2 separate regions of the Homo sapiens genome follow, and region 2 is linked to region 1. The links are chromatin contacts, found by Hi-C or POLR2A ChIA-PET in ENCODE. All regions are on one chromosome and are shown on one strand. Each heading gives the region's core, a stretch centred on a gene start or an enhancer-like site at or near the end of the contact. The rest is flanking DNA. Distances are from core to core; before and after follow the strand shown. Region 1 overlaps LOC107984596 (a long non-coding RNA gene). Region 2 overlaps TPT1-AS1 (TPT1 antisense RNA 1).

Region 1 (4,669 bases), core at 2,016-4,515:
ATCAATATAATGAATTATTAATCAGCATCAGCCATTAAAAATAATGAAATAAATCTAAACCAATGGATTTAAATAGATGTTCATGAGGTATAGTTGAATGAGAAAAGGAAGATGCAGAAAAGTGTATATAATATGTTCTCACTTTTTTTTTTTTAATGGAGTCTCACTCCGATGCCCAGGATGGAGTGCAGTGGCACAAATTTTGCTCACTGCAACCTCCGCCTTCTGGGTTCATGCAATTCTCCTGCCTCAGCCTCCCAAGTAGCTGGGATTACAGGCATGCACCACCACACCTGGCTAATTTTTTGTACTTTTAGTAGAGACAGGGTTTCACCATGTCGGCCAGGCTGGTCTTGAACTCCTAACCTCAAGTGATTCACCCACCTCGACCTTCCAAAGTGCTGGGATTACAGGTGTGAGTCACCGTACCCAGCCACGTTCTCACTTTTATGAAGAAGAAAATGTCCAAACTCCCAATTTCTACACAAGATTTTGTAAGCATGGAGAAAAATACAGAAGTGTGCATACTTGGTTGGTGATCTGGCTTGTTGTGTGTGTTAGTGGAGCAATGGCTGCTGCTGGAGGGGAGAAAGGAGAAGAAGAGAAGGGGGAAATCAAGCAGAAAAAAAAAAGAGGAAGCATTGCGCCCAAATAGCCAATGATGTGCATCTATGTAAAATTATATGTGGCTGGGCGCGGTGGCTCACGCCTGTAATCCCAGCACTTTGGGAGGCCGAAGCAGGTGGATCACTTAAGGTCAGGAGTTTGATACCAGCCTGGCCAACATGGCAAAACCCCATCTCCACTAAAAATACAAAAATTAGCTGGGCATGGTGGTGCATGCCTGTAGTCCCAGCTACTTGGGAGGCTGAGGCAGGAGAATTGCTTGAACCCGGGAGGTGGAGGTTGCAGTGAGCCGGGTCGTGCCACTGCACTCCAGCCTGGGTGACAGAGTGAAATTCCATCTCAAAAACAAAACAAAACAAAACAAAACAAAAAACAAATAAAATTATATGTGAAACAGAAAAAAAAATAAGTTATGCAGAAAAGGCTAACTACTTGCTTCCTGATATCAGGAGGCTTCTCTTTAGCTTTGGTTTCACCAAACTTATAGCAGTGGGGTGGAACAGCCTTGAGTGATGCTGGCCTCCAAGAAAGATCAGGACTCTCCATCATGGTCAGCTTTCCTTTCTCCTGAGTGTGATGGGGCAGGGGTGAGGGCACGCTGGGAACCAAGTTACTTATTAATAATAATAGAAACAAAGGTGGTCCTGAGGACCTTATCAGAGACTCTCAGGGGTTTAAAAACATAGATGGAAATTGAGTGAGAAGGAAAAAGTATGGCAAACATACAACGTGGCTGGGTACAGTGGCTCACACCTGTAATCCCAGCACTTTGGAAGGTCGAGGTGGGTGAATCACTTGAGGTTAGGAGTTCAAGACCAGCCTGGCCGACATGGTGAAACCCTGTCTCTACTAAAAGTACAAAAAATTAGCCAGGTGTGGTGGTGCATGCCTGTAATCCCAGCTACTTGGGAGGCTGAGGCAGGAGAATTGCATGAATTGGAGGGCACCATATTCACTCTGGGATCTAGTACAGATCCAGGAAGTGAGCCCCACGTTCATCAAAGTGGTCTGCTATATGATCTGTGAAATGTTAAGATGTATTGTAACATGTATAATAGAGAAGAGGCCCATGGTGTGGAAAACATCATGTGGTGGTCATTCAGAGCTTGGATTCTGAGATCAAGTGGCTCTGGGTTCCAATCTGCATTTGCTAGATACAGGCTACTTTCATGAGACTCAGTACGGTGGCTTAAACAGGAAAGTCATGGCCAGGCATGGTGCCTCACACCTGTAATCCCAGCATTTTGGGATGCTGAGGCAGGTGGATCACTTGAGGCCAGGAGTTTGAGAGCAGCCTGGCCAACATGGCAAAACCCTATCTCTACTAAAAATACAAAACTTAGGCTGGGTGTGGTGGCTCACGCCTGTAATCCCAGCATTTTGGGAGGCTGAGGTGGGTGGATTGCCTGAGGTCAGGAGTTCGAGACCTGCCTGGCCAACATGGTAAAAACCCATCTCTACTAAAAATATGAAAAACTAGCCTGTGTGGTGGCAGGCACCTGTAATCCCAGCTACTCGGGAGGCTGAGGCAGGAGAATCACTTGTACCCAGGAGATGGAGGTTGCAGTGAGCTGAGATCGCGTCACTGCACTCCAGCCTCGGTGATGAGAAACTCCGTTTCAAAAAACAAAACAAAAAACAAAACTTAGTCTGGCATGGTGGCATGCGCCTGCAATCACAGCTACTTGGGAGGCTGAGGCAGGAGAATCGCTTGAACCTGGGAGGCAGAGGTTGCAGTGAGCCGAGATCACACCACTGCACTCTAGCCTGGGCAACAGAGACTCCGTCTCCAAACAACAATAACAACCACCACCACCACCAAACCAGGAAAGTCGTGCAGTTCTCAGGTTCACAATCCAGATAGTGAGTGGAGCTAGTCTGGTGGATTGATGGTGATGGACACCCAGGCTCCCTTTGTCCCTCTGCTGTCCTGTCCCTTATCAGTTCACCATTACATTTGCCTTCAGGCTGTTGAAGGGAGAAACAGAAAAAAGGAGGCTCCCCTCCTTTCCTTCTAAGTGCTACACTCAGAAGTTGAATGCAGTCATTGGCTAGATTCCAGTCACGAGGCCACACCTAGCTGCAAGGAAGGCTGGGAGATGGGGTTTCGGACAAGCAGCCACCCAGCCAAAACATCCATGACTGAGTAAGACAGGAGTTGGCCTTAATCCCCAAATCACACAACAATAGCCTTATAAGCCTAAGAAGGAGTGGCAGCATGAACTCTGAAAGCATGTAACAGGGAGCCCTGATCCAGCCACAGGGCTTGGGGTGAGGAGGTTTAGGGAACTGACTTTTTCCAGAGGAAATGATTTTGAGCGGAGATCTGACAGGTCACTGGATGAAGCAAAGAAGAGGGTTCCAGAAGGAGGAACACTGCACAAAGGCCCCAAAATGGGAAGGACAAGGCATGTTTGAGGAATTGAAAAAAGGCTTAATTTAAGGAGAAGCATAGATGGGGTTTCTTCCCAAGGAATGGAGCCTGGCTAGTGAAAGATATTCCAGCACGAGCACCAGCTCTCACAGATACCATTTGTTTTCTGTGGCTTGGAAACATCCCACGGTGGTTTGTCTGGCAGCCCAGAGAGAGCTGACATTGGTTTGAGAAGGTCTAATTATTCCTCGTCTAAGACTTGTGTAAATGAGTAAAGTCTTTGTGTGGGTTGCTTTAGAAGAATTTGGCAAAGTTGTGTGCCTCGTTTGTGTTATTTATAATTTTAAGAAAGCTTAGGAAACAGTTTTAGCATCTTGTCTATAATATATTGAAATGCAGTGGCTTTGAAAATCATTTGCCTTTTTGAATTAAAGGAACAGATCGGCAATTGAGTAATGGATCCACCCTGGGACGTGGGAGGTGAGAGCAAAAGTAGTTGTTGACTCATCTCCATGTATGTGTGGTAACACATGAAAATCAGTTTCATTACTTTATAGCTTCACCACCTATTAAAGCCCTGTAAAGTGTGAGTCACAGGAAACTTGAGGTACTGGAATTTGAGAGAGCCCAGTATAAAAATTCATGAAATCTTTCTGCACCACTTACTCTACTTTTAGTTATTGCAACTGGGTAATCGTTTTTTTAAATTTTAATGTGCTTCTCCTTCACTTTCCCAAGGACACAACCTGTACTTTAGCTGGCTCCAGGCGTCTGTCTGATTAGGGAACATGCACATCTGTTATGGGAGGAAAGCCGAGAGAAAGACTGGGTAATTTCGAATTTTTGGCACTCAAAACCAGGATCAGGCAGCTGGCTTTCATCTTGAAGGTGGATTTTGCACTTCAGCATCTTTATCACACTCAGAAACCGGGGCCTGGCTCAGTTTAGGAAAAGGCAGTGCAGCATAGAGAAGATACTCCTAAGGCGAGCTGCCAGAGAAGATGCAGAATGCCCAGTGAATTTTAGATAAACAATGAATAATTTGTTAGAATAAATATGTTCCAAATATTGCATGGAACATAATTACACTAAAAAATTTGCTGTTTATTTAAATATAACTGGGCATCTCGTATTTTTTTTTTTTTGATAGGGAGTCTCACTCTGTTGCCCAGGCTAGAGCGCAGTGGCGCGATCTCAGCTCACTGCAGCTTCCATCTCCTGGGTTCAAGCAATTCTCGTGCCTTAGCCTCCCAAGTAGCTGGGACCACAGGTGTGTGCCACCATGCCTGGCTAATTTTTTGTGTTTTTAGTAGAGATGGGGTTTCATCACATTGGCCAGGTTGGTCTCGAACTCCTGAGCTCAAGCAACCTGCCTGCCTTGGCCTCCCGAAGTGCTGGGATTACAGACGTGAGCCACTGTGCCTGACCTGTATTTTTATTTGTAAACCTGGCATTCCCACCCCTTAAGGCTAGGACAGCTAGATAAGTACCACTCTATCTATAGTGGGAAAATAAACCAGGAGGGAAGAGTAGAGTGTGCTAGTCATACTGACAGGCCAACCTTGAAAGCCCCTTTCTCTATTTGAGCAGAACCCATTCCCACTAGAGAATCAGAAAGTACCAGATCTTGCTTTTCCAGCTCCTTGAGCACAACTGAAGGCACAGGCC
Region 2 (4,327 bases), core at 1,600-4,099, 310 kb before region 1:
AGGTAGAGAGTTGCATCCTCAGGAGTTTCCCACACTTCATTTATTCGTTTACTCATTCTTTTTCCCCCCAACAACTATTTATTTCATGCTTAGTAAATACCATGCACTCTTATGGCAGAGAACCAAAACAAAAAATTCTCCCCTCCTGAAGTGTATCGCCTAGTGATGGAGACACGTAGTAAACAGATAAATATCTACTTACAATTGGAGGCCAGTGCTCTGAAGGAAAACAGCCAGGTTTTGAGAGCTCTATTTTAGGAAGATGGGCAAGGATAGCCTCCTTGGAGCTGACCTGAAGTGAAGATCTGAAATTGACATGGAATGAGCCAGGCAAAGCAGAGAGGGATTCCAAGTGGCTTCATGAGTTCTCAGATGAGGGACTGGGAGGAAGCCGGTGTGCGGTGCTCAGGAGTGGCGGGGTGTAAACTGTGGTGAGGTTAAGGAAGCAGGAGTTAACAATAAGCACCTGGGCCGGGCGCGGTGTCTCACGCCTGTAATCCCAGCACTTTGGGAGGCCAAGGCAGGTAGGTCACTTGAGTTTAGGAGCTGGAGACCAGCCTGGGCAACATGGCAAAACCCCGTCTCTACAAACAGTACAAAAATTAGCCGAGTATGGTGGTGTCACCTGTAGTCCCACCTACTTGGGAGGCTGAGGTGGGAGGATTGCTTGAGACTGGGAGGCAGAGGCTAGAGTGAGCCATGATTGGGCCACTGCACTCCAGCCTGAGTATCGCTCAGAGTGAGATCCTGTCATGGCGGGGAAAAAAAAGGAAGAAAAAGATTTAAACCCAGGCAATCCACATCAGCAGCCATTCTCATACCTATCCACTCCTCACTGCCTTCTAGGCATTGCTGAATTTGAGCTTTATTTTAAGTACAATGAGATATTTGTAAGCTTTTAAGTGGGACTCTGCATGATCTTTTATGTTTTAACAAGATGGTGCTAGATGATTACAGACTTTAGGGAGGAAGAGTAGAAGGGTGAGACAGCAGGCTGAGACAAGGAGGAGAGGTGCAGAGGTGGGAGACAGTGCAAGGATTTAAAACAAGTGACAGGACTGGTGACAGATCAGGTGAGGTGGTGTTGGAAAGGAAGGTGTCAAAGAAGGCACTTAGCTCAGGAAACTGGGTGGTACCATTGGCTGAGATGGAGCAGAGTGCAAGTTTAGGAGAGTCAGTAGAATTCAGATGTGCATACGTTGAGTTAAATGAGATGCCGGTGATACGGCTAAAACCAAAACCAAGGAGGCTGTTGGATAAATCACCGGCATTTCAAACTTAAGGTGTATAAAGGTGAATTCTTCATTTACCTTATTCTGAAATTCAGAGACGTCCAGGCTAGAAATGGAAATTTTTTTTTTTAAGCATTATGAGTGCTATTTAAGTCACTTACGGATGATGCTATCTAGGGAGAACACATAAACACAGAAGAGTTCCAAGAATCAAACCCTAAGGAACTCCAACATTTGGAGGGTGGATCCAGAAAGAGAAGGCAGGAGAGAGGAGAGAAAGCCAGTGCCTGAGGGGAGCCAGGAAGGACTCACAAGACAAACACAGCCTAGAACTGTGCTTACATTGTGCTTGGAAAAAGAAATAGACACCAGATCCCTGCTTCCTGTTTCCTTATGTGAACCCAAAGTATCCGAGACAGGTCTCAACCAATTTAGAAAGTTTATTTTGCCAAGGTTGAGGACACACGCCCGTGACACAGCCTCAGGAAGTCCTGACCACATGTGTCCAAGGTGGTCAGGGCACAGCTTGGTTTTATACATTTTAGGGAGACATGAGACATCAATCAATATGTGTAAGATGTACATTGGTTTGGTCCAGGAAGGCGAGACAACTCGAGGTGAGGGACGGGGCTTCCAGGTCACAGGTGGATAAGAGACAAACAGTTGCATTCTGTTGAGTTTCTGATTAGCCCTTCCTTGTGGAATTAGGTATTTCCTTGTGGGCAAATTATGAGCAAGGTGTGTAGCTTTTTTTTTTTTTTAATCTTTGTAGCTCTCTTATTTAGGAAATAAAATGGGGGGCAGGTTTGCCTGAAAGTTCTCAGCTTGACTCCTTGGCTTAGTGATTTTGGGTTCCTTGGAAAATGATTTATTTTCCATTCACACTTGTGGCAGGAAGTGGCCCAGACTCATGGAGTTTCAGTGTCAAAGTCTAGGCTGGTATAGAGGGAGCCCATGTGCTTGTCTAAGTTTATTCATTTGTCTACACTAGCAGGTGACGGGTGGCTGGGCACAGTGGCTCATGCCTGTAATCCCAGAACTTTGGGAGGCCGAGGTGGGTGGATCACTTGAGGTCAGGAGTTCAAGACCAGCCTAGCCAAGATAGTGAAACCCTGTCTCTACTAAAAATACAAAAAATACGGCCGGGCACGGTGGCTCACACCTGTAATCCCAGTACTTTGGGAGGCTGAGGCAGGTGGATCACGAGATCAGGAGATCGAGACCATCCTGGCTAACATGGTGAAACCCCATCTCTACTAAATACACAAAAAAATTAGCTGGGCGTCATGGCAGGCACCTGTAGTCCCAGCTACTCAGGAAGCTGAGGCAGAGAATTGCTTGAATCCAGGTGGTGGAGGTTGCAGTGAGCCTAGATCATGCCACTGCACTGCAGCCTGGGTGACAGAGCAAGACTCCATCTCAAAACAAAAACAAAAACAAAAAATTAGCCAGGTATGGTGGCACATGCCTTTAGTCCCAGCTACTGGAGAGGCTGATGTGAAAGGATCACCTGAGCCTTCATCACTGCAGTGAGCTGTGATGACTGAACAGGGTGAGTCAGCTCGGGGGCAGGTGCCCACAAGCCTTTGAGAGAGGGAGTCCACTCTGAGGATGGGTGGGTGGGGCTCAGGCATTGTTAGTCATATTCTTGTTCTCATTTCCTGTTTTTTTTTTTTAATCTCTCTCTGCCACTTCCTTTGATTACACCCATTTCTCCTCTTTCTACCTTACTATCTTCCCCCGCCAGAAAGCTAATTATGATTTCAGCAATCATTTGTCCCCATAATCCCATGATAATAAAATGTCCTTGTCCTCATCAATTACTATGCTGATTTATTTATTTTTTTTTTTTTTTGAGACAGTCTCCCTCTGTTGCCCAGGCTGGAGTGCAGTGGTGTGATCTCGGCTCCCTGAAACCTCTGCCTCCCAGGTTCAAGCGATTCTCCTGCCTCAGACTCCTGAGTAGCTGGGATTACAGGCACGTGCCACCATGCCCAGCTAATTTTTGTATTTTTAGTAGAGACCAGGTTTGACCATGTTGGTCAGGCTGGTCTCGAACTCTTGACCTCGTGATCCGCACACCTTGGCCTCCCAGAGTGCTGGGATTACAGGCGTGAGCCACTGCTCCCGGCCAAATTTTTTTCCTTCACATCTCTTTTGAATGCTTGAAAATTGCTGCCAGATATTTTTGTTTGTTTGTTTATTTATTTTGAGGCAGAGTCTTGCTGTGTCGCCCAGGCTGGAGTGCAGTGGTGCAATGTTGGCTCACCGCAACCTTCGCCTCCTGGGTTCGAGCGATTCTCCTGCCTCAGCCTCCCAAGTAGCTGTGATTACAGGCGCCCACCACCACGCCAGTCTTTTTGTATTTTTAGTATAGACGGGGTTTCACCATGTTGGCCAGGCTCATCTTGAACTCCTGGCCTACCAAAGTGCTGGTATTACAGGCATGAGCCACCACGCCTGGCCTGTTTGAGACAGAGTCTCGCTCTGTCGCCCAGGCTGGAGTGCAGTGGCATGATCTTGGCTCACTGCAACCTCCACCTCCTGGGTTCAAGCGATTCTCCTGCTTCAGCCTCCCAAGTAGCTGGTACTACAGGCGCCCACCACCATGCCTGGCTAATTTTTGTATTTTTAGTAGAGACAGGGTTTCACCATCTTGGCCAGGCTGGTCTCGAACTCCTGACCTCAGGTGATCCACCTGCTTCGGCCTCCCAAAGTGCTGGGATTACAGGCGTGAGCCACCATGTTTGTTTTTTGAGATGGAGTCTCACTCTGTAGCCCAGGCTGGAGTGCAGTGGCACGATCTCGGCTCACTGCAACCTCCGCCTCCTGGGTTCAAGCGATTCTTCTACCTTAGCCTCCTGAGTAGCTGGAATTACAGGCACATGCCCCCACACCCAGCTAATTTTTGTATTTTTAGTAAAGGATGGGGTTTCACCATGTTGGCCAGGCTGGTCTCAAACTCCTGACCTCCAGTGATCCACCTGCCTCAGCCTCCCAAAGTGCTGGGATTACAGGGGTGAGCCACCGTGTCTGGCCTACTGCTGGATATGTTTTATTTTTTGTTTTTGTTTTTGTTTTTTGAGATGGAGTTT

Evidence for each region. Hi-C counts contacts between places; a loop is a spot of excess contacts on that map. ChIA-PET counts read pairs that join two places held with the same protein, here RNA polymerase II (POLR2A). Pooled maps may share reads with other maps.
Region 2: a loop to region 1 is called in a pooled map, with 7 times the contacts of the local background. The contact joins two enhancer-like sites. A Hi-C loop is called at or near these places in 3 of 168 maps with a recorded cell type or tissue (CD14-positive monocyte, aorta and naive thymus-derived CD4-positive, alpha-beta T cell), 4 of 37 single-sample maps with no recorded cell type and 13 of 50 pooled maps. POLR2A ChIA-PET finds 5 or more read pairs at or near these places in 5 of 52 experiments (CD4-positive, alpha-beta memory T cell, H1, WTC11 and 2 more).

Annotation. Positions count from the first base shown.
Region 1 is chr13:45,054,592-45,059,260 of GRCh38, reverse strand. It overlaps LOC107984596 (a long non-coding RNA gene), which reads right to left. Exons shown (of 3, transcript XR_001749861.1): 2 at 4,623-4,669. Among named protein-coding and RNA genes, the nearest start is that of GTF2F2, 64 kb to the left of the region's middle. RefSeq lists enhancers at 2,553-2,847, 2,577-3,776. Within about 2 kb of position 3,265, at least 13 of the 41 ENCODE cell types and tissues checked have a DNase peak (open chromatin) inside an H3K27ac peak, as active enhancers do.
Region 2 is chr13:45,366,058-45,370,384 of GRCh38, reverse strand. It overlaps TPT1-AS1 (TPT1 antisense RNA 1), which reads right to left. Exons shown (of 11, transcript NR_024458.1): 4 at 203-305. Among named protein-coding and RNA genes, the nearest start is that of TPT1-AS1, 27 kb to the right of the region's middle. RefSeq lists an enhancer at 2,406-2,912. Within about 2 kb of position 2,849, at least 12 of the 41 ENCODE cell types and tissues checked have a DNase peak (open chromatin) inside an H3K27ac peak, as active enhancers do.